3 separate regions of the Mus musculus genome follow, and all the other regions are linked to region 1. The links are chromatin loops, found by intact Hi-C in ENCODE. Cell type or tissue: heart. All regions are shown on one strand.

Region 1 (8,000 bases):
CTTATAGGACACAATGAAAGCAGTGCTAAGAGGAAAACTCAGCTCTGAGTGCCTCCAAAAAGAAACTAAAGAGAGCTTACACTACCAGCTTAAGAACACACTTAAGGGGGCTGGTGAGATGGCTCAGTTGGTAAGAGTACCCGACTGCTCTTCCGAAGGTCCGAAGTTCAAATCCCAGCAACCACATGGTGGCTCACTGCATATTCTCCCTTTGAGATGGAGCAGTTTCTGTCTAGTCTAGTAGTTTTCACAATTTCCTTTCATAGAAGACTCCATAAGGGATTTTTTTTCTACTTCTATCATGTTTAATGTACCAAATAGATTTTAAACACTGGTTGAATGTATATTACTTTTAGCTTCAGAAGATAGTATGTATATTTAAGAGGCATTTAACTATTATAAATTATTTTGCTGACTTTAAAATGCCAATACTGAGTTATAGATTTTAAAATAAATTTTACTAAATAAAAAAATATAAAATTTTTTAATTGAAGAAGTGGTTTTCAGCTAGTTAATTCATACTTATTCCTTGACATGTAGTCTGTGGCCAGAGGGAAGGAGAGTACTCATAGCATGAAAAGAAGAACGCAGAGTGCTAAAACCAGGGGCCAGGATAGAATACTCAAAAGCCTGCCCCTCGTAGCATGCTTCCAACAGCTAAGCCCACCTCCTAAAAGTTCCACAGCCTCCAAAATCATCACTACTAGCAAGAAAATCAGTGCTCAAACCATGATGAGCTTGTGGGAGACATTTTACATGCAAACTATACCCAGAGGAGAGAATAGAAAAGCCTTCAATTAGGCTTTACCCTCACCCCATAATCTTATACCTTGTGGTTGAGACAGTAATTTGGTAACAAAATATAGCAAAAAAATAGAGACCAGCTTGTAAAGGCACCAAAGCCATGGCTGACCATGTAAATTCAGTCTCTGGAACCTCATGGTAGAAAAGAATGAACTCCCTCAAGGTATTATCTGGCCACACACACACATATACAAACACACCACAGAGAGAAAAAAATATATCAATCAATCAATTAATAAATAAATAAATAGAGATGTTTAAAGTGGGGGACCACAATTTTGTGGGTGAGGGAGATCAACAGTATATAAAAAGTACTCCCACTTTTCTTTTCCAACTACTGAACTTTGCCATTTCAGACAGTTAGCAGCCATATGCAATCTATAACCATAGCCACAACATCTGTGCTTCAGTGAGACTTTACTTACCAAAGAAAACAGTAAAGCAGATTGGTCCCAGGGGTGACAGTTTGATGACCCATCCCTGCACTGAACGTGTATGCTGTTTGATCATATATTAGCAACCCATTAAATTTAACTTTCCAAAGTGAGACTTTCAAATCCATTTCGCATTACCACTGACAATTTTATCTCTTACTGTCTTTCAAACTTCTTTGTTCTGTGAATATAAAGATCATCTAAATTTGGTCCTAATTACAATATTGGAAAGGAGCAGGAAGCAGAGAACAATAGACAAGTGTAAAAGCATTAGCCAGGAAGACAGAGGCCCAGCTTGTGTCCCTTTCAGCATTTCCCAAATCATTAGGAATTAATACATCAGCATGATGGACTTGTTAGATTAGAGACCAGATACCTCGAAGTGCAGTCAGAGTTCACCTCATCTCTGGAAAACTCCGGTGCTTGTCAGAGGCTGACACAAACCTCTGGACTCTCGCCTGTCTACCTGGACATTCTGAGACCCCAACACTACTAGTTAACCCCCGCAGAGGAGTCTCTGCACTGTGGACAATATTCTAAAAGAATTTGAAACAATGACTAAGTAATGAGACTAGGTGAATATTGAAGAAGAAGAAAAAAACTGCCCCCAAATTTTTATGTTATCTGACTTAGAAACACTCTGATCTTTATTATTTCTTTATTTTAAAAGGGATGTATGTATGCATTATATATGTATGTATGTATATGTATCTTGGCTTTCAAACAGAGTTCCCATGTCCTCCCATTAAACAAATGCTTTATGACAAAAAAAAAAGCAAGTTTCACAATGAAAATTCTGGGTGCTTATAGATGTTTTTGAAGGGTACACACAAAAAAAGAGCATTTCTTGCTTGATTTTACTTATGTGAGTGACCTGTGTCTTATACCAAAAGCATTTTAACTCCACTGGTAGGCAGATTGCTCAGTGGTTTTACATTGCTGTTTTTCTTTTACCAAACATATGTGGAAGGCTTTGAAAGAAGACTGCTGTTTTCCTCTTAAGATAGCTTTATTATGGCCTCAATATTCACATAAGGAAAACTGGCCAGCAGCAAAGGAATATACTTATAATCCCAATATTCATGAGGGAGAGTCAGGAGGATTAGAGCCAGATAAAGGCCAGCAACATAATGAGATAATATCTCAAAAAAAAAAAAAGTCAAAAGAAACAATACAAATTCCACCATTTCCTTCTATAAATCACACTGGTCTGACATTTCCCTAAACTTGGGTGCTAAGAATAGCCTCCTGTTGTAGCCCCAAAATATCTGCTTCCTTCTGCAGATTATTAAAAGAAGGTAGGAATGAGGCCCCTCCTCCCTGGCTCATGCCTACGTGGTGATGTCCACCTTGCACACCTCTGAGGTTCTTCCCTTTCACATGCCTTTTAGAGGTGCTAGGAGGTTCCTTCTTTCTGGGGCGACTTGAATCCCTTAGCCTCTGTTGAAACACTTAACTTTGGATAGTACCTGACTTGTTGGTGAGAAGCTACATGCTATAAACTTCAAGCAGTCAAGACTTTCTGGAAGTCCATTCTCCCTAGCAACTGAAAACACATAATCCATGTCCCCATGCAGAAGTCAGATCATTGAGAACATTCTGTTCCTCTAGCTCCAGGATGAGGCCTAATAAGGGCAACATTAATTGGCTCCCAATTCCAGTGTCAGCACAATCCAGTTGTACTGGAAACTCAAAATACTGACCATTTCGTCTGTATTATATTTGAGGGATTGTCAGAATACCTGAGCATTTTTGCTCACCTATTGTTATGTTTAAAAGGATTAAATGCATTGTCATTATGAGTATCTGACAGAGAAATGTACATGTTCAATAGAATTGGACACCAAGGTCTTATTAACCAGAGAGGATGTCTATAGGAGGATACACAACCTAGCACAGAAGATAACGTCTGCAATGTGGGTGGCAACTGAAGCAGATCCAAGACTGGAAAGAAATTCAACTGTGTTCAGTCATGACCCAGGTCCATACAATCACTACAGTGGGTGCTCTGCTTTAGATGTGGGGTTTTCCCCTCTGGGCAGCTTACTTTCGAGCTGGTGGAAATATCGAGAGATACTTGGATTATGAGACCATTAACTACATTGATGGATCATCTCATTGAACAGGCTGGTAGGAGGGCTCTGGCTGAAGGAAGTCTAGCTGGGTGTGACGTTGAAGAACATTATCTTGCCCCTCGACTCTTCCTGATTCATGGTTGCCACCAGGACAACAGCTTTACTCCCGCACGTACTCACCAACCTCCTTGGCTGCCTCACCACAACCTAACAGCAAGGCAGCCCAAGCACCTTGGGCTGAAACCATGAGCAAGAATAAACATTTCCTCACTGAAGTTGCTGAGCTCAGGTGCCACTCAGTCACAGCAAATGACAAATAATAGATAACACAATCTTCTTTGAAGCCATTATCCTTAATTGCTCTGGGTCAGACAGCAATATAAATAAGGATTGTTTCGTTTTGTTTTGTTTTTAAAAACAGCAGAACAATTCTACAACGATCTTAGGCCAATGAGTCATAATGTTTCTGCTATGAGCATAGCAAAATGTAATTTCCTTTCATTCAACTCAGTGTTTGACATCTTCAGCTTACCTAAACCATGGATACCTGGTAAGATGACCCTTAGCTTATTCAGTTAATATTTATATGAAACTATTATTCCCAGTGCTTGTACTCAGAATAGTTAACAATATTCTATCATTATATTAATAGGAAAAATGGCCCCTCCACTTTATTAATGAGAAGAGTAAGATTAGCCCTGGTATGTTGCTGGCATTTCATGCCCTTCAAATATTTTTAAATTATTTCCCTCACATCATCATTTCATGGGTGAAGACAACACACCAGCTTGAGACACCACTTTTAAATTCAACCCTTGACATGAGAAAAATCACTTCCTCATAATTTGGATTTCTGTTTGTCGCTGCTTCTACACTCAACTGAAAGCTACGGTTTTATGACAACACCCAAACAAGGGAAGCTGAACAGGAAGCCCTGCTAGCTTTTATTATGAGCAGGAAAGTTAGCTGAGAAAATACAATGAATGTTGGCCATTTGCAACCCCAAGGGAATGGGTCCTCGCAGAGCGCCAAGAACTGAAAATCCCTGAGGGAAAACTCACTGAGTCTTGGAATTTGGTTAATCAGTTATTTAGAGTTGAAACACTCTGACAGTTACCAGGCCTTCCCTGCACCAGAAGTTGAATTGGTCATTTCTTAAGGCGTCAAAAGCACTTTAACAATAATTACCTATTTAACACTATATAAACGTCCTTAGATTCGGAAATTTGCCCTTCTCTGTCCTGAGTGTGGAGTGCATGCATGCATGTGTATATTGCATGTGTGTGTGCATGTGAGCACACGTGTGTGCGCATGTGTTCATGCATATGTTTGCTTTTGGACAGTTAGTCTTAATACCTTATGTATAATAAACTTTCGTCCATTCTTTCATATGCTCTTTCTCCCTTTTAATTTTCAGAGTTGAATGTGCACACAGCCAAGCTTGTTAAAGCTGTCAAAATTAGGCAAGCACAAACTAAAGGAAGGCCTGAGCTCCTCTTTAAAAATCCATGAGGTATCTTTGTCTTGTGATACTTTCTTTTACTGTCTGGATCTAATTTGAGTTCTTAACTACGTAGGCGCGGTCTAAGATAGAATGGCTTAAATGACTTTAAAATCAATGGAGCATAGACATGCTTGTGAATTTAATATTAATTTGGGTTCTTGGAGCTATTTTTAAAAAGAAATATGTGTATATCCAAATTTCTCTTGGAACCAAAACCATCATAACAAATTATTTTAAGACGACAAAGTAAAATCTTAGCAATTATTGCATTAGCCCAAGAAATATCTACTAAACCCTAACCACACAGAGAGACACTCTCTTGTATTCAATATGCAAATAAATTGAACTCAATGTCATGCCTACTCCTTACCAAAATTACCTAATTTTGCCATTAGCTAGCTATGTATTCATGTCAGTATTTATTATCTTCCAGATTTTCTAGAATTAATGGTAAGCCATAACAGACACATCCTAGCTCAATGGAGCTTATGGATTCTTGAGGAAATCAGACAATCTGATAATCATCAAATATATAAGATGCACTGAGGTCAGGATGATATACAGAAAGCAAAGAGCCCCAGTGAGAGCACATGACTGAGCACCGTGGCCTTAGTAGAAAGGCTAGCAAGTCTGCCAGGAAGTAAGGTTTGAGCTGAAAGTGAGTGAGCTAGCCAGGTATAGTACTTAATTTTCTCAGTGCAGTGAGAAAACTACCCGACAAGAGCAACCTAAGAAAGGGAGGGTTTATTTAGGCTCATGGTCTGAGGGTATCGTCCACTGTGTCAGCAAGTCATGGTGGGAGGGCTTGTCTCAGTCACTGTTCTATTGCTATGAAGAGACACCTTGACCAGAGCACCTTATAAAAGAAACCATGTATTTGGAGGCTTGCTTACAGTTTCAGAGGGTGAGCTGTGGCCACCATGGTGGGGAGCATGACAGCAAGCATGGCCCTGGAGCAATAGCTGAGAGCTTACATCTGATACACAAGCAAGAGGCAGAATGAGAACACTGGGTATTGCATGGGCTTTTAAAACTTCAAAGCCCACCCCTAGTGACACGCCTCCTCAAGGCCATGCCCCCTAATCCTCCCAAAACAGTTCTACCAACTGGATCCTAAACCTTCAAATAGATGAGCCTATGGGGGGGTCATTCTCACTCAAACCGCCACAGAGCTTACTGCAGCTGGCCACACTGCACGTGCTGTGAAGAAGAAAAGAAAGAATGAACACTGGTGCTCTGTAATTTTTCTCCTTTTTATGCAGCCCAAGAGGTTAGCCCATGGAATAGTACCACCCATATTTAGGGTGCTGCCCACATGCAGAGGGGTCTTTCTTATACAGTGAAACCTTCCTGGAAATACCCCCATAGACAGACCCAGAAGTGTTTCCAGGAGGGTTCTAAAGTCTCATCCAGCTGAAAATTAAGACTAACCTTCACACCAGGTACAAACAAAGGTGTGAGTTGGATTGGTCTATTAGTCACAATTCTGTCACTGTAATAAAATAATAAAATATTCAAAGCCAGCCTGTGCTACAGAGCAAATTCTAGGCCACCCAGGGCTATGTAGGGATACATTGTCACAAAGAAAAAACAAAAACAAAACAAACAATTAGAACCTGAAAGTCATTCCCACCCCTTTTAATTGCCTTTTCTAGCAAATATACTAAAGCTCCCTCCATAAATTCCAAGTCACTTTTAATACTAAAGCTGTTATGATAAGGGGTCATTTGAAATTGTTTTCAGTTCTGTGTTACTAATATTTGATTCTGAGTCCTAGGCATTTGCTGTGTGGTTCTCTGTAGGCCACATTCCCTCCTTCAGGGCAGTGTTTCCTTGGAGATGCTTCATTCTGTCTGTTCTGGCATATGCTTTGCATGGAAGTTTCCTCTCCCCTCCCCTCTCCTCCCCTCCCCTCCCCTCCCCTCCCCTCCCCTCCCCTCCCCTCCCCTCCCCTCCCCTCCCCTCCAGGAACATGTCCTGGTTCCCTTTAAATTCCTATCTGATCTTATTGTCTTCAGTGATTGGCTCCAAGAGAAGGCTATTACCCAATCAGAATTAACCTGGCAATACGATTCTGGAAGTGAGTGTCTTCTTTTACAAAAGCCTCTAGAAGAACTCTTTCTCTTGTTAAGGAGTGTCCTCTTATATTTCTATTTATGCATATATGCCTGTGCCTTTGTGTGTATGTTCACCTGTGCTAGCATGACCAGAGAGGCTAGAAAAGGGCATTGGATCCTCTGGATCTGAACTTAAAGGCAGTTGTGAGCTGCTGGTGGGTAGATGCTCAGAACCAAACTCTAGTCCTCTGCAAGAACACTAAGTACTCTTAGATGCTAAGCCATCTCTCCTGTCCCTCTTTTTCTTTAGATAACAGCAACAAGGAAGGGCACAGAGGAGTCCCAGTGAGTCCTGGGATCCTTAAATCCAGCACACTGGACCTTCCTCAGGACTAGTTGCTAACAGTACATTGTTGCTTTGCGAAGCTTACATTAGATTCCATGTTACTTACACCATGACAGTGGATAGGCTATTATAAACAGTTTTTCTGGTCTGTCAAGAAGTAACAATGGTTCTCCAGTTTACTTCCACTTTCTTCCGTTTAAAGGATTTCATTTAAATAAGTATCTAAAGATGGGGCATGCTGACAGGGGCCTACAATCCTAGCCCTATGAGGATAAGGCAGAAAAATGGCCCTGAGTTCCAGGCTAGTCTGGACTACTACAAAGTGAAGGCCTGTATCAAGAAAAAATAAATAAATAAACCAATCAAAATATAAATCGTTTAGAAACCAAGCCCACTCCACAATACTAATAACATAATAATATTGAAGATTTCCCACAAAGTTGCTGGATTTAACATATAAACAATGCATCCCAATAGTTTCCTACTACACTGAGATCATTCCAGGTCAGCTAAAAGGAATCCTCTACTCCCAAATCCCTCATTATACACCTGGAGAGGCAAAGGCTCATACTGGAGTAACTTGCTCAAACCCAGTTAATTATTTGCAAAGTGAGGGATAGGGATAGAATCCAGGTATTCTAATCTGCCCTCCCCCCTTTTTCCTTTGTTGCTTATTAACTCATGACAAAGAGACTGCCGGCTCCTCTTTCTGTTGCATTCAGATTAAAGCCCAATGGCATGGTGTTTTGAATCCCTTCAGTGTTAAGAAATACCTTTGAA
Region 2 (8,000 bases), 100 kb after region 1:
GGTGACCCCATAACCATAAAATTATCTTTGTTGCTAGTTCATAACTAATTTTGCTACTGTTATAAGTCACAATGTAAATATCTAAGTTTTCCCATAGTCTTAGGTGATCCTTGAAATAAAGAAGTCGTGACTTACAGGTTAAGAACCATTGGTATAAACAGTATGTTTTTATTAAATATAAAACTCTTAATTTAGCAAGGGGCTATAGAGATAGCTCAATGGGTAACATACTTACTATGTAATCATATAGATGTGAGTTTGAATTCCCAGAACCCACAGAAAAATATGAATATGGCAAGAGAAGGCTGTAGCCACGGCACAGAGCCCAAAACCGGGTGGATGCTAGGGAGCTCCCTGGCCAGCCCAGCTGAAAGGGCAAGCCCCAGGCTCAGAGAGAGACTCTGCCTTAAAACTAAGGAAGGAAGCAATGAAGGAGGGCAAAGGACTTCCCGTGCAGCCCTGAACCCATTCGATCTCCATATCCCACAGAAAAAAGCCAAGCATGGTGGGCACACTTGTAATTTCAATGCTGAGAAGCAGAAGCAAGGAGAGTTTTGCCTCACCAGCCAGTCAGTGTAGCCTAATGAGCAAACCCTAAGTGGAAATCAGTGCCCCAGCCCTCAAACAAACAAACAAACAGGAAGATGGTGCCTAAAGAACAGCACTTGAGTTCTACATTTGGCAACCACATGTACGGGACACATGCACAAATGTATACCTGCCCACACACACCAACATACCACACACACACTGCATACATATACACACAAATATACACCATGCACACAAATGCATACACATATATAGACCTCATATACAGACATACACAGACATAACAATACACACACACACACCACATACCCCACACACACATACACACACATACAAACACACACCTCACTCATATACATCTGACACATATACACAAACATACAAACACATACCAGACATCCACTTCATACACACACACACAAGAACACACATATACCACGCACATACACTTATACACACCACACAAAAACACATACACACCCTGCATATATATACACAACATACACAAACACACATATCACACACACCATACAAACACACATATACATACACAACACACATACAAGCACACACATACACACATACCCCACCAACACAATCTATTTGTCAAAGATTTTATTCACTGATCTGTCTCAATAAATATCTGACGTCCTTTCCTTGCTTCAGTCAAATTTACAAAGTCTGCACTCAGTTCAGTATGTAAAAGAATTTCTAAAGCTTTCCCATAATTTGCTTTTGATCATAAATGATTTTATTTTAATCCCTCTTTTCTCTCCAAGCAGCAAATGAATTCTCAGACTTTGCACCACGGAATGAGGCATCGTGATGGCCAGGCACAGTGCGCCTGTGCCTACTAAACCAGAACTAGGGTGCAATTATATGAACCATCTGAATGAAAGTCTCGGGTTTTTTGGTTTGGGTTGGGTTTTTTTTTTTGGGGGGGGGGTTGTTTTGTTCTGTTTGTGCTCCTGTGTTTCAGAAAATGTTATTTTGGATTTATAAATATTTGCAGTGAGGCAGGTTTTCATTAGATTGATCAATTTTCTTTTATTATTTAGAAGTGTATACTGAGGCCAGAAATGTTAATTCTCTCAGCCCACTCTTGCGTCCATGACCTCGCTAGGCTCTTCCCATTGAACTGCAAAAAGCCTGCGTGCACAGTGTGCCTCTGCCCCAGGAAGGAGTCCTTACCATTTTCTTTCCTTCCTTTATTTGTTTGCTACTCTTTTTTTTACTTCTTTAAACTTTTTACTACATTCAGGACAGGCAGACAAAGCTTGTCTCAGGCTTCAATCAGATTGCAATGAGTATGTATGTATATATGTATGTATGTATGTATTTCTTTATTTTGCAGCTATCCTAAAAGAATACATTTTCTGTTTGGTTTAAAAGTCAAGATTGTTCTTCCAGCTCCCGGAGAGCAACCACTACTCTCCTTTTCACTTTCTCTGTCCAATAAAAAGATCCTTAAACCAAGAAGAACATTTGTAATACTTCCCTCCCAAGAAAAGTACCCCTCTTCCCATTCCTCCTCCCCCTCCTTACCCTCCTCCCCCTCCCCCCTCTCTCTGCAACAAAACCAATGGAAGCCATGCAATAAAAGAGACAGATAACCCCTGCCATGCCCAGTAAAGTCCTATTTCATCACCAATTTCACACCCCTGAACTCTGGCTGATCCTGGTCTAACATCCTTCTGTTACTATTGCCTGGTGTCTCTCCCAGCTCCAACTGGACACTGGATATAGAGCATGAATCTGTCCATTAAGAACACAGTGCCTGTAATCAAATACTAAGACAATATTATCTCAGAGCGTATAGAGGATATCGCTTTCTTGCTCCTCTTAAGTATTCATAGTTAAATGATTTATGGGCACACAAATGGATATAATGCCCTGTAATATTTTGTAATATATGACTGAACTAATATTTAATGTGGTTTTCTCCTTTGTTTGAATAAAAATCCCCCCAAAATACTTTTTTGCAAATGATCATTAATAATGTGTATTGTCAAGCACCCTTGGGTTCTAATAAGAAGCCTCAGAATTTATAGTCCCCAGCTTTCTGTTAGTATCTATAAATCCAAAGTGGGTAATGGCCCTCAATAAAATAGCCCCATCACCAGAAGAGAGACCTCTTGGTTCATTTCTGGATGCACCACGATTTTTCCTCAAATTTCTATAACCCATAAAGAAACTATCTCTTTGTGAATGTGATTCCAACAAACCTATTATACTGGCTGATACAATTTGTTTTCTAGGAGGCTATGACCTAAACTAACTTACCTCAGGTTTATGGATTTAGTGACTGCATTCTTTGGAAATATGGACTGCCTAGGCAGAGAGGAAACCACAGTGGCTTCTCCGGGACTATTTATTACCTAACGTCTTCTCCCAAAATTTAAAATATTTGAAGGAAAAATGTTTAAATAGAATTGTAACCTCACAGCCATATACTCCATCTTCAGCTTCACTTGCAAATCCATTATGCGCTTGGGGTGCCAGAGGGCTCTGCAAATTACCAAGCTGTTTGACGTTTTCTGCTTTCTGAAGTGGCTTTGGTCATTTATTTTAACAGAAGTGTTATTCCTTTAGCTTACAAGGTATTCAGTAGCGAGGTCTGAACAGAAAATGATCAGCCAGATGTCTGAAGGAAAAGTAAGGTGTTCTCAATGCAAGCCCGTCAGGGAAAATTTAGCACTGTCATAAGGGTGAATCTTCAACTTTTAAACACTTTAAGAGTATCCAGGAGAGAGAGAGAGAGAGAGAGAGAGAGAGAGAGAGAGAGAGAGAGAGAGAGAGAGAGAGAGGTCTGGTTTGAGGTGTAATTAGTGATTAAGCATCACAAACTAGATACTGCAGCAAGTGACAGGTCAGAGTAAGATTTTGTTGTTGTTGTTGTTGTTGTTGTTTTTCCATTCTGGAAAGTTTAGTTCTGTAAGACATTTGATGCTCAATGAACAGTGGGAAAATTCAGACAGCATCCTATCACAAGCTGGGGAACAGCAGTGGTACTATACCAAGTAAACCTGGCTCTGGTGATGTCACTGGAAAGATAGACTTTTAGTCAGTGTCTCCAATGCCAACTAACACGAAAAAGAATAGGATAATAACGGGGAGAAGAACCAAAAAAATGAGACAAGGAGGGAGGGAAGGGAAGGAGAGAGAGAGAGAAGGAGAGAGAGAGAGAGGAGAGAAAGGAAAGAGAGAGAGAGAGAAGAGAGAGGAGAGAGAGAGGATTGGGTGGGAATATAAAGTAAAAGAAATAAATTTAAGACCCCTTCTAATTTGGGGAACCTGCCTCCATGGGTACTGAACATGGGATTATTTTTCTTTGACCTCTCACAGTTGAACACTCCATTATTCAAGCTGAACCTTTATAAAACTATTCCGCACTACAAACCACAAATGATCTTGGCCCTGTTGTCAGGGCTGCCACGCTCTACCTCGTCTGTTTTGCAGCGGTTTCTTGCCTAAGTAACAGTCCTTTCCTGGTTCTCTGGGGTTTGTTTGATGTAGCAGTCTCCTTCCTGAGAGAACAGAGCCTGGTTTCTCAGGCAGTGGGAACTCAGTGACCTGGAGAGACAGTTCATACTCACTTGCTTCAAAGGCAGAGTCAACCTCTGGGGCCCGATCAGGAAGAGGTGGCTTCTTCCTCCCTCAGGCAGAGAACTGGGCTCTGGTTCCGAGACAGGCTGGCTTGCATCTTGGAGCAGCTAGAACTGTATAGCAGGGCCATGGTGTCCCCTCAGCTCATCAGTCATACCTGATGCCACTTCTCTTTAGAAAAAGGAATTTCCCAGTCCCGCCCATTCTTCAACCTTCTCTGACCAGTCAGGACAATGCTTGGATCTTTGAAGAAAATGAGACAAAACTGCTTTTAGTGTCTTAGGGTGGCTTCTATGACTGCCAATCCATTTGCCTCATAAGCTTAACATCTTGCTTGGGATTGAAAGAGTTCTGAAAACATTGCTTGGTACAGTAAGCCTTAAGGCGGTGCCTCCATTGTTTTCGTTTTCAAGTAAGTTTTGTTTCAGAGTTCTTTGATGGGAGATGTTATTTATTTGGGTTTTAGGTTGTACCTTTGGAATGGGAAGAGGGGGTTACTGGGGTCATATGTCCCCATTAGGGAAGAATTGTAACATAAAACAAGCTCTTCGGAGCAGGATTTATTATTCTCTGAGTGATTCACCCTTCAGGAAGGAAATCTTTGCCTCTCAAGTACAAAGATTATTTCAAACCATTCCCACTGAAACCAAGGCAAAAAAAAGAGATCAAAACTAGACATCTCTGACTTCAGATGTCCCAAAGCAAACCCTTCTGTTGACTGGTACATTAATGATCAAGAAGAAGCTTGGACAAGGAGGTTGGGGGAGGGCATGAATAACTTCAGTGAGAAAGCTGAGAGTAATGAATTCTGAATATAATAAAGGATTTTATCTAGCTACCACGAAGGAGAGAACCCTTTGGAACAATGAATGACTCCAAGGGTGCTATGTGTTTATAAAGCTTGGAGGAAAAGAAAAGCCAGTTTGTATCTAAGGGGAAGATCTGAATGGAATTTCCACCCCACCAAGTACATCCCTGGCGTACTGGGCAGCCAGCAAAAGCATCACAATATTTTGGCAAGCAGTCACATCTGGCAATTTCATTAGCTCATGCTGATTATTTTTTTCATCTGGAAATGGACCCAGATGTTTTAGGAGAATCTGTATTGGATCTGAACAAATCTGAATCCTCTTGGCAAAGTGCACTTTTGTAGATTGATACCAAACCCTTTAACTTCATCGACATGAAAGGGTCCAGATCTCGTTTCCCCGTGATTTAGACCCAATGGAGAGGCAAAATGTTTTGTAATGTGTATGTTCCATGCAGATGGGTCTGGAGACTGTTACTCTCCTGGCTCCTACAGACCACCCATAAAAAGAAAAGAAAAATGACCATCACCAGAGTTTAATGCACAGCGTAAACTTTAACTACCTTATTAGATAGTATATCCTCAGAACAATTGGCTATCCCCATTGAACTAAACAAAAGGGAGCTTAGAGGAATCCAAAAGACACAACAAAGTGATCTATCACACCATCCTTTACCTTTGGAGCGGATTATATTTCCGTCAACTACAAGCAATAAAATCCACAGCCCTTTTACAGCCCCTAAGAGAAGCAGATCCTCTAATCATTCTCTTTAGTCTTGTTAGTGTTATCTAGTTCTTAGTTTCAGTGGAAGGGTATTGGGCTCATTCGGAGTTCCTGGGTATTAGCAGCCCACCTTCTCCATCCTCTGAACTGTAGACGATCTAAGAAGCAGTTCTAAGGCTACTGTCTGCTTCTCTAGGATAGTATGTCCAGAGCAAAAGAGCTGTTAGAACTTCCACAAGGTTAAACTAATTCCAACTGTTAGCCTAATTCTCCTGACCCTTCTAACACTTTGCACTCAAGCCGACTCTCCCATTTATAAACAATACCATTCAATAATTCAATTTGATCATTGGGCAAGTAATGATTATATCTGGGCCTATTCAGATAAAGCAATAAAATTGTTTTAAAGCAAATAACATGGTTAATGTAGAGTGATTATACATGTATTTAACACCGCACTTGGGCTCAGGTTAGCGTCATACCTTCTCTGCCATCAGTCAATGATATGCCTGAAACCACGAGGCAGAATAAAAAGCGTCTTCTGTTATGTTCTTTCTGTTGGGTACTTGCTCCATCAATAAGAAAAGTCATTCAAACCTGGTCCTATTGCTTTGTGAATAGGGGCTGCTCAAGCTCTGGCTAGAGGAGAGTCTCTAGTCTTCCTCTCGTCTTCATTTTTCTTGGTAGTAACAATGTGCTCAGTCTCTCCCACGGATTCCATACCCAGGAGGTACAGTTATTTTATGTTTCATTTTCTGATCATGTAATATGCATAGGCATCACACTTTATATTATACAGATCACTTGTCTGCAATATAGCAACCTGACAGTGTCATAAAAGAAAATTAGAGCAGGCTGACAGGACTTAAGCAGACACCAGTTATTTCTTAAGGTAGTGTTAAATGAGATGCATTATCTATGATGAACACTGGATGGGTCCTAAATTATTGCTATTAGTAATAGGTAGTTTTATTTTATTAGTTTTAAGATATATGGCCATGATAATATAGCATGGTAGAAAGTAACGAACGAGCTTTGTTCTTTTTTTCATTTTACAGAATTACAGCAGAAAGTGAATTAATTTCACTTCCGTGGGCTTTCCTTTGAGTTTCTCAAAGTGATCCATAGGCTTATAGAGTTTTAAACAACTGAAGTCTAACTAAAACGCAAGTTTGTTCAAGTGAATGTATAGCCATGAGGAGTGTGTGTGTCTATGCTTGTATATCTTAATATACACGAAGCACTAAAATATATAAGCATAAAATGCTCAGATAGCTTCATAAGGCTGTTTCCTATATAAAATATAGGCCACATATATGTGTAACAAAGCATGCTATGGTGTGTAGTGTGGTGAACATAGACACACACATACACACAGTGCTATACAGGAAAATATGTAATTGGTTTTCCCCCCTTTGGAGGAGGGGTCAGACACTAGTGTAGCATTAGCTGATATTTATGGTTCAAATAATCCCCACGGCTATGTCAAGTTAGTGACATGAGAGAACCTGCCCAGACAGCCTGATTGAGCCAGCAGGACCTGGCTTTACTATGTCATTCCTAAAGGACTTCTGACAAAGAGGAAGGTTGAACTAACGTGAGAAATGTTTGAGCGCTTTAACATGATGCTTTCCCTACTTCTGTGCAATAATTAGGTGGTATAGGTTGAATAGGAAATGAGGCAATCCACTGTGTGCCTTTAATCCTACTGCACTGATAAAGCATATCAAAGCAGACATTTCAGGGCTACCACACAAATCTGGAGCTCTGATATCTACTGCTTCTCTCAGTGTTTCTAATCCCAGGTGCTTGCAGAATTAGGTCTTCATCTGGCCTATTTATCAATACAATCACTGCTCTTCATATGACCCTGTGTGAGTGTTTCCCCTTCACGATGAGTCTCTTTGTTCCAGATGTTAAAATAAGACATTTTATCCCATGCCCTACCAAAAAGAAAAAGGGGGACAAAAGTTAATTGTATCTGAACTGAAGTGTAACTATGGCCCTATTAAAGAGGTATAGTTATGGGCTATTGATCGCAGATTGCAGGAAAAGCTTGTCATGTAAAGTCAAGAGGTTAATGTAATTACAAGAATGGGCAGCAGGATCAGCTGTAACCCAGAAGTGGCGAATAACTAAAAGCTGCTTTAGAGACACATAATGTTGTCAAAGCATAAATAATTCATCCTAGCATTCGAGAGGAAATTACTCCTCTGTTCCAGCATATTATTCAGCCATTAAAATCTTGCCATCCAAAGACTTTTGATGTAGTCATATTGTCAGCTCTAAGTCATTCTGAGGCATGCCACC
Region 3 (8,000 bases), 240 kb after region 1:
CATTTACTCACAGACAGATGCACAGAGACCCTTCAAGTTGGCAATGGAAAAGTTACCATTTCTCATCTGCGGAGCGCCTCTGATCTTGGACACTGATAAGTTTCACCCAACAAGTGAAACAGAGCAGAAAAGCAAGGATTTATATTTCAGGTGAAGATGATAGAGACTCACTCTGTGAACAGGGCTAAGCAAAGAAGCAAAATGACAGTTGTGGTTTTAGATTTTTTTTTCTTATACAAAGCTAATGACTTCCTTCATGAGGTATGTTGCTTACATATTTTGAAGTGTATCAGAAATTGCAACAGTTTCCTTAAACATAATATTCATTGGCTCAGCCTCCTCAGTACAATCACTGAACACCAGCTAAACACAAAGGTCATAAAGGACTTCCTGTTCTTGCGTGGGAGCCTTCCAACCTTGAAGAAAGCCAGACAGCATTTTAGAAGGGAAAGGGAAATTCGAGGGGAACGGGGGCTAGGTAGCTTCGTAGTTACAGAATGTGCATTTATTATTGTTATTATTATTTTTTTAAGCCATACCATGGGGAAGGGGGAGTGGCTCCTGCTATGCTATAATCCCAGGATTTGGGAGGTAGAGGATCAAGAAAGAATTGAAGGAGCCGGGTGTGGTGGCACACGCCTTTAATCCTTAGCACTCAGGAGGCAGAGGCAGGTGGATTTCTGAGTTCGAGACCAGCCTGGTCTACAAAGTGAGTTCCAGGACAGCCAGGGCTATACAGAGAAACCCTGTCTCGAAAAACTAAAAAAAAAAAAATAAAAATAAAAAAAGTAAAAGAAAGAAAGAAAGAAAGAAAGAAAGAAAGAAAGAAAGAAAGAAAGAATTGAAGGTCATTCTCAGCCAATAGAGAGAATTAAAGGCCAGCCTGGGCTACCTGACACCCTCTCTTAAAAAAGTAAATAAATTTTAAAAAAGCTATAATTAAATAATTAATTAATTCCTGTTTGGAACAAAAAGTGATGACCGCAAATTCCATTCTCAGCTTCACTGCTTTCTTGGGTGCCTATCTCTCTCTGTCTACAGGCAACATTGCCAGAAAACTACAGTGCTTGTCTCCTCTGATCAAGTTCTGTGAGGGAATGTGGGAGACGCATTTACATTTCTGCTCTCTGACATCAATCCATAGGGAGTCTGAAAGAACCACAAAAATCCAAACCAAAAGCATGCACAGTGAGGGGACTTGGTTATATGACCTCCAACTGGGTTGGGTTATTTTTCAGAAGGAGGACAAATGAACTATTTGATTTTCATTAAGAGCAAATGTTCTGGGTCCTTGAAATACCCTTCTAGAGTTTTCCACTAGCTGAAAGTTACAGGCATGAAAGAGCATCTCCGAGCTCCTGCCCTTCAGACAGAGAACCTATGACTCATGGATAGCTGGTTCACCCACCAGGCACATGGTCACCTGCAAAATTGTCAGAGATGCAGAATCTCAGGCCTGGCCTCAGTTCTACAAACCCATAAGTGGCTTTCCCAGGGCTTCTTCCACAGTGATGTGAAGTGTATGTAACACTGCTCTGGCTGGGCCTGGTGGCACCCACCTCCCATCTTGAATTATCATAACTGGGAGGATGAAGTAGGTAGATCAGGAGACTGAGGCTAGCCCAAATAATTTAACAAGATTCTCATCTCTAATTAAATTACAAAGAGCTGGATGTCTGGTTCAACAGTAGAGCTCTTGCTTAGCAAGGCCTGAGGTTCAATCCCCAGAAGAAGAAAGGAATAACAACAATAACAACAACAATAATAGTAATAAATACTAGTGTCAACCTTTAGCATTAGGCTTCTTCCTTCTCTTGAACAGATATGGACTACTTCATTTTTAAATACTCAGACTGAAACATCTCAGTCTGCATGAACCACATACACTCATATTAGACTAACACTGGTGGTTCCCTCAAAAGTCCTCCAAACTCTTAATTTTTTCCAGGTGTGTGGATTGTGTGAACTTTTAGGTGTCTCCTTCAAAATTAGTTGGTACGACTTGTATTTACCTGGTCTAATTGTTCCCCAAGTGAACAAAAATCTGATTTTACAAGCCAGTGGAGCAGAGTCTCACTTTGGCCAGAAGAATGAGTCTCAGAGAGTGTGTTTTATTTCTTCATTAGAGTGCCGTCACAGTGAGCGATCACTAAATGCGGGCCTGCATAAGAATGCTTGGGTTAAAGACAGCATAATGAACAAAGAAGGTGCCTGATTATCTTGGCTGTCAGCACAAGGGAATTGGGTTCGTCACCTGGCTTAACCAACTGGGAAGAACTGATTAGCGGCTGGAATCCGTTTGAAAGGATCCCCTGATGTTTATGTTCCCTTCCATCGCCACATCTTGTCAAGAGAAGCCGATAAAAGTCGGGAATGGGGAGGATTTGTCTGTGGGATATGCGAACAAGAGGTTCATTGAGAAACTCCCACTATTTCCTCCTCTACTGAGCCATCTACTCAAGCGCATGGCAGAATGGGATTTTCTGCAAAGTTAGAAATCTCTATGTCTCTCTTGTGTATCTAGCAGTGTCTGCAGCAACCTCATGTGGCTACTCAGGTCTGGAAAAATGAGCGACTGAGTATAAATCTTAACACTATGTGTGCCTATAGCCAACAGAAAGGGAGAGATCCTCAGACATAGACTCTTCATAGAGTACATCTAACTCTGTAGAGATGGGATATCCATCTTAGCTGCATGAGACTAAAAGTCAGATTTTGTGTCCCACCTCAGTGATCCTGAGGTGCAATGTAGCCACTGAATAACTGAATTGTGTAGTCACTCAGGACAATAATCACAAGTTAGCATAGAGAGAAAGTAAAGTGGTGTCCCTTCCCTGAGAGGTGGTTTGGCCAAGGAAGAGACCAACTAGAGATAAAAGAGAGACAAACACTTCTCAGATTCCTACCGTGTGTCGGTCAGACCTTCACAAATATTTTCTTAATTGTTTTTTAAAAAAAAAAAACAGCCATAAGAATAAGAGTGAGAATCCTTTCACAGATAAGGACATAAAAAAACTCTTTGTCACTACCCCGACTTGGATAGTGTTAGGAGCTCTGGCTGGCTGGGAAGTTCGGTGAGCCTGTCATCAGAGCTATTTTGTCTTCATAGAAGCCCTGGGGAGCAAGCCAGCAGGATACAGTGATGGTCAGCCCGCAAGCTGAGCTGGGCACACAAGACACACAAGACCTCAGGGCGAACAGTAGAGGCAATTTAAAGGACTGGGAAGAACCCCTGCTGGTCTTTATTCATCACTCTGAAAGCTCACAACTCTTTTTCCTTAATCTTGTGGAACACAATCTCAGGGCTAGGGGGTTGGGGGTGAAGGGAGGGGCAAAGGATGGGACAGGAAAGTCATATCAATTTTTTAACAAATTTTGGTTTCAGTTTATGAGGTTAAAAAAAAGAAATCAGTACTTCTTTTTTTGCTTTCATTCGCGTCTTTGGGATATATCTTAACAATTTATTTCTTCAGCACTATAAGATCTCACATAGCTATGGTGCAGTTGCAAACAGCCCAGCATAACGCACATATGACAATCTCTGGAGATGCCCTACACTCCCAAGCACGAGGGACAGTCACTATGTTGGCACAGGGCCTAAGAGAATATGCTTGACAACAAATCAGAATCCAGAGGATAAAAAGCCGTTCAATGTTGGTTAAGTTTCCTGACATTCACTGCTCTCAAACCTTACCCAGAAGGAAGGAAGGAGTCTCTGTGAGAGTAGGTGGGGTTCCTCATACAAATAAAGGGCCATTATGTAAACATCAGCCCGAAATACTTCCTCTTAAGCCTGCTCTTGTGCCGAGTTCCCACCACTCAGGGACTGTTGTTTGGTAGTGCCTGCAGACAGAGACAGGGCCTTCATTCTTAAATCACCAATTAACACAGAATAAAAAATACTGAAAAGCTCAGGATTCTTTTTTCTTTTTTTGAGACAGGGTTTCTCCGTGTAGCCCTAGGTGTACTAGATAGAACTTACTCTAAAGACCAGGCTAGCCTTGAACTCTCTGACTCTCTCCCTGGGATTAATGGTGTGCACCACCACTACTTTCCAGCTAAAAAACTCAAGATAGAGGTTTACAAAGCAATAAGAAGCAGGGTATGGTGGTGCACGCCTTTAATCCCAGCACTTGGGAGGCAGAGGCAGGCGAATTTCTGAGTTCGAGGACAGCCAAGGCTACACAGAGAGACCCTGTCTTAAAAAACCAAAAACCAAACCAAATCAAAAAAAAAAAAAAAAAAAAAAAAAAAAGAGAGAGAGAGAGAGAGAGAAATCAGGAAGGGAACAGGATAGAGATGGTGGTGACCATGCAGAAACAGAACTTAGCCTGGGGATGGTTACTTTAAAAAAAAGTGTGTGTGTGTGTGGGGGGGGGGGAGGGGAGTAGTTAAGAGACCTTTACTGCTATGGATTCATGTAAGGCTAGATTAGATCCCTTTGCACTCCTTAATTCTAGAAGTTTAATGCTTGATCTGGGACACCAGGCAAGAGAAACAACAGCCCAGGAATATATACTTGAGTATTCAGGAAGTGCAGCTCCATTCCTCTGCTGGTCAGGGGCATCTGAGAGCTAACGGTTTCCCAGTTTATTAAACCAAGGAGACCTACAATACATGTCACTGCGTGAGCAGGTGATCAAGTTTACCGTGTAGAGTGCCGGGCACATCAATCAGCTACATAGTGTTTATATCACCTACCCAAAGTGCCTGGCATAATCTACATATAGTGTTACATCACAGTTTATATTGCCACTGTAGGTTGTCACCACAGTAGATTCTCTTGTCATAAAAGCTAATCCAGAGGAGATGGTAATTCCAGCACAAGTCTAAGATGGACCTGAATGAAACCTCTCTCCTTTCTCCCAGTAAGGATTGGTGGTTCTTGATTGTGCTCAAAAACTAGGAATGGCTTCTATGTTCAGTGATGCTGGCCCGGGCTGGTCCATCTGGAATTTATAGTATTTCAAGATCAAAATTATAAATAATAATAGTAAAATCTAAAATAAGTCAAGTAGAATTGTTTGTTGCGCACATTATAGATATACAACCACCATGAGGATATATAATAACTACAGTCCTCAGAGAGATAGAGAGGAAGTATTCCTCGCCAAATTCCAAAGTGCTCTAGAATGAGAGGTTTTTTTGTTTTTTGTTGTTGTTGTTTTGGTTTGGTTTGGTTTTTCGAGACAGGGTTTCTCTGTATAGCCCTGGCTGTCCTGGAACTCACTTTGTAGACCAGGCTGGCCTGGAACTCAGAAATCTGCCTGCCTCTGCCTCCTGAGTGCTGGGATTAAAGGCGTGTGCCACCACGCCCGGCTTGAACGTGATGTTGTTTATGCAGGAGTGATGTAGTAAGGGGGATACTTGATGTCACGTGAATGGCTGCAATCAAAATAGAGGCACAGTGTAAGTACTGTGTGAACTTGCCATCAAGCTATGAAGCATAAATGAGATTCAGGTTTATGGCTGGGTTTCATTTCAAATATTTGTGTGTACGCAGATATTGCAAAAATCCCCTAAATCTCAAAATGCAATGCTTTCCAGAACAAAGATATATAGCAAATGTTATTATTAGTTCTGTTCAACAGATGGGAAAATTACTACGACTTCGCAGACTAAGGAGTCACTTTGCTAGTAAACCATGGACTGAGAAACAAGCCCTGTAACTTGAAGTTCTGTAAGCCACATTACCAGGCTATGCCCTAAAAGGCAGTCTTCAACTGTACAAAATGAGGGAAATGCACAGGGCCCATCATTCCTGCCTTGGTCAAGGTCACAGGCACTGTGGGGTCTATGCCAATACCTTGGGAACACTGTCCAAAGAAAGTGTGAGACTTTCCTATCTGGAGTCAGGCCAGGCTTGCCAACCCCATCTATTCATCCATCCATCACTTATTAAGTGCCTAATCTGAATTAGGCATTTATTAGAGACCCGGCCTAAGTGTTACGGACACCAAACTCTGAGGGAAGAAAGAAGAGGTATAATGAAAACCAAAGCAATGGCCTCAGAGTACTCTAAGCTGTTTCTTCAGGCCCGAAACATTTCCAAACCCTGCCCTCTACCTAGTTCTCCTGTGCCTGTCAAATTGCCCCCAGCCCTTGATGCGATGGTAAAGCCATTTATAAATTCCATTCTCAGCTGTAATTACACTGTCAAACAACCTGAACACTCAATTTCTGCTCCACAAAGTAGTCAGTTGGCAGCTGTGCATTTTGAAGGCAACCAGAAACAGTGGAAAGAGGCTTTCTCTTCATAAGCATTTCGCCTGCTATGATAGAAGGGGATGCGTGCTTGATATCTAATTTGCCCCCTGCAAGGTTATCCTGGGAGAAAGTCCTGGCAGCACCCTGCTAGGTGGTAATGAGAGCTGCTGGCATCACAGGAGACAGGAGACAAGCAAACCACTTACGGGTGCAGGGCATGGAGGCTGCATCGTTGTCAGCTCTGAAAAAGCCTCGGTCACAGGTGCAGGACGTGGCTCCTTCCCAGACAGAGTAGCTGTGCGGTGGACACTTGGCACAGGAGGCGTCCGTGGAAAGAGCTTTGTAATATCCAATTTTGCAAGCTACAGGGAAGGAGAAAAAGAAAAGCAAACATGAATCACTGCAGGAACAATAGGGCAAAATGTGAAGGCATTTCCTTGCTGGCAGAAGTCGGGGTGGGGTGGCAGGAAGGAGGTGGCGGTGATCACCTGGCTTAAAATGCAGGTTCAATCAACCCAAGACATGGACTGATAGGTCCTAATGCAACCCAGGCAAACTCTCTATGTAGAGGAGGGTAGTCTTAATTTCTCATACTTCTCCCTCCTGCCTCTATCTCCTTCAGTGCTGGGATTGCGAGCATGTGCCACCATGCCTGGTTTATGGAGGGATGGCAATCAATCAAACCCAGAGCCTTCTGCTTGCTAGGTAAGCATTCTGCCAACTCAGCCACAGACCCAGCATCATAGCTTCTCTTCAAGGCTCACTGGTAAATCTGATTATGTGTCCAAAAGACACTGCCTTAAAACTCCTGTGATCGAGTAGAGCGCAATCAAAGTTTACCGGAATATCTCAGGGTAAGAGGCACTATCTTGATCCACCTTACTCTGTCCCCCTTTCCAAAACACTGCTGTCATCAATGTCTTTAAAAGGAAGAATCCCAGCTTCCAGCAGATAACTGCAACTTGTTACATGTCAGCTTTGACCTCCAAGTCTTCTGTCCCCCATAACTTGGACATACTACCACTTACTTTTGAATCTGAGGGTGTACATATGTGGGGGTGGGGGGTGGGGGCAGGGTGTTGATCTCTGTTTTAATCAACTGAATGAAAATGTGTCCAGACGCTAACACAAAATTGGTTAGCAGTTATTCCCTAATTATGGTTACAAAAAGACTCAAATAGAAAACACAACAAAAACATTTCAAGAAGGCAGGACTGGGCACTGCACAAGCCACTTCCTTTCCGGACAGTACAATGAAGGCTACTTAAAGATAAGAGTCTGGAATAAAAACCAGCTAATAACATGTTATTTATTCACAAGTGCAGTGTGGATTCCCCTACCTTCATTCATTTTCAGCACACACCCTCTGCCCCCTGCAAGGAGCACCCTACAGAGGTGAATTCAGAGAATGCAGGTTTTTAAGCACCTGCGATGGCTTTCCATGATCTCAGCTTTATAAACATCACACAGATACAGAGGACTACTTTCACTAAAGTGGAAAAACTCAATGCTGCTGTGAAACCTCGTCATAAAAATTAATTAATAGGGCTTTGCAACCTCCCCCTCTTTTTCCTCCCATACCTTTTATGATTGTTCTCTAAACCTATCTTAACCTAAAATAAAAACTGTACTGGCCCCATCAAGTATTAAGGTCACAGATAAGGACGTGGATAATTAAGTGGTTCCATAGCATCGGAGGTTGGGAAAGAAAATGAGTTACCCACAATTTCCTCGGTGCGATTTTTCTCTACACTAGCTTCATTTATCATGGTCTGAGAATGTGTCGATACTAC

The links. Peaks named below come from ENCODE experiments on the same cell type or tissue, not always from the same donor. Only the 100,000 strongest peaks of a DNase experiment are listed, where the experiment ranks them.
Region 2: it touches region 1 in a loop (2.2-fold over the local background); 2 of 42 quality-filtered maps call a loop at or near these places.
Region 3: a loop joins it to region 1, with 2.4 times the contacts of the local background. A loop is called at or near these places in 2 of 42 quality-filtered maps.

The regions. Positions count from the first base shown.
Region 1 is chr1:77,198,893-77,206,892 of GRCm38, forward strand. No RefSeq gene overlaps it. Among named protein-coding and RNA genes, the nearest start is that of Mir6352, 290 kb to the right of the region's middle. In heart, no CTCF peak of the experiment used is centred here; DNase peaks (open chromatin) are centred at 2,649, 2,839 and 4,309.
Region 2 is chr1:77,302,728-77,310,727 of GRCm38, forward strand. No RefSeq gene overlaps it. Among named protein-coding and RNA genes, the nearest start is that of Mir6352, 190 kb to the right of the region's middle. In heart, no CTCF peak of the experiment used is centred here; no DNase peak of the experiment used is centred here.
Region 3 is chr1:77,438,452-77,446,451 of GRCm38, forward strand. It overlaps Epha4 (Eph receptor A4), which reads right to left. Exons shown (of 18, transcript NM_007936.3): 4 at 6,414-6,569. Among named protein-coding and RNA genes, the nearest start is that of Mir6352, 54 kb to the right of the region's middle. In heart, no CTCF peak of the experiment used is centred here; a DNase peak (open chromatin) is centred at 3,760.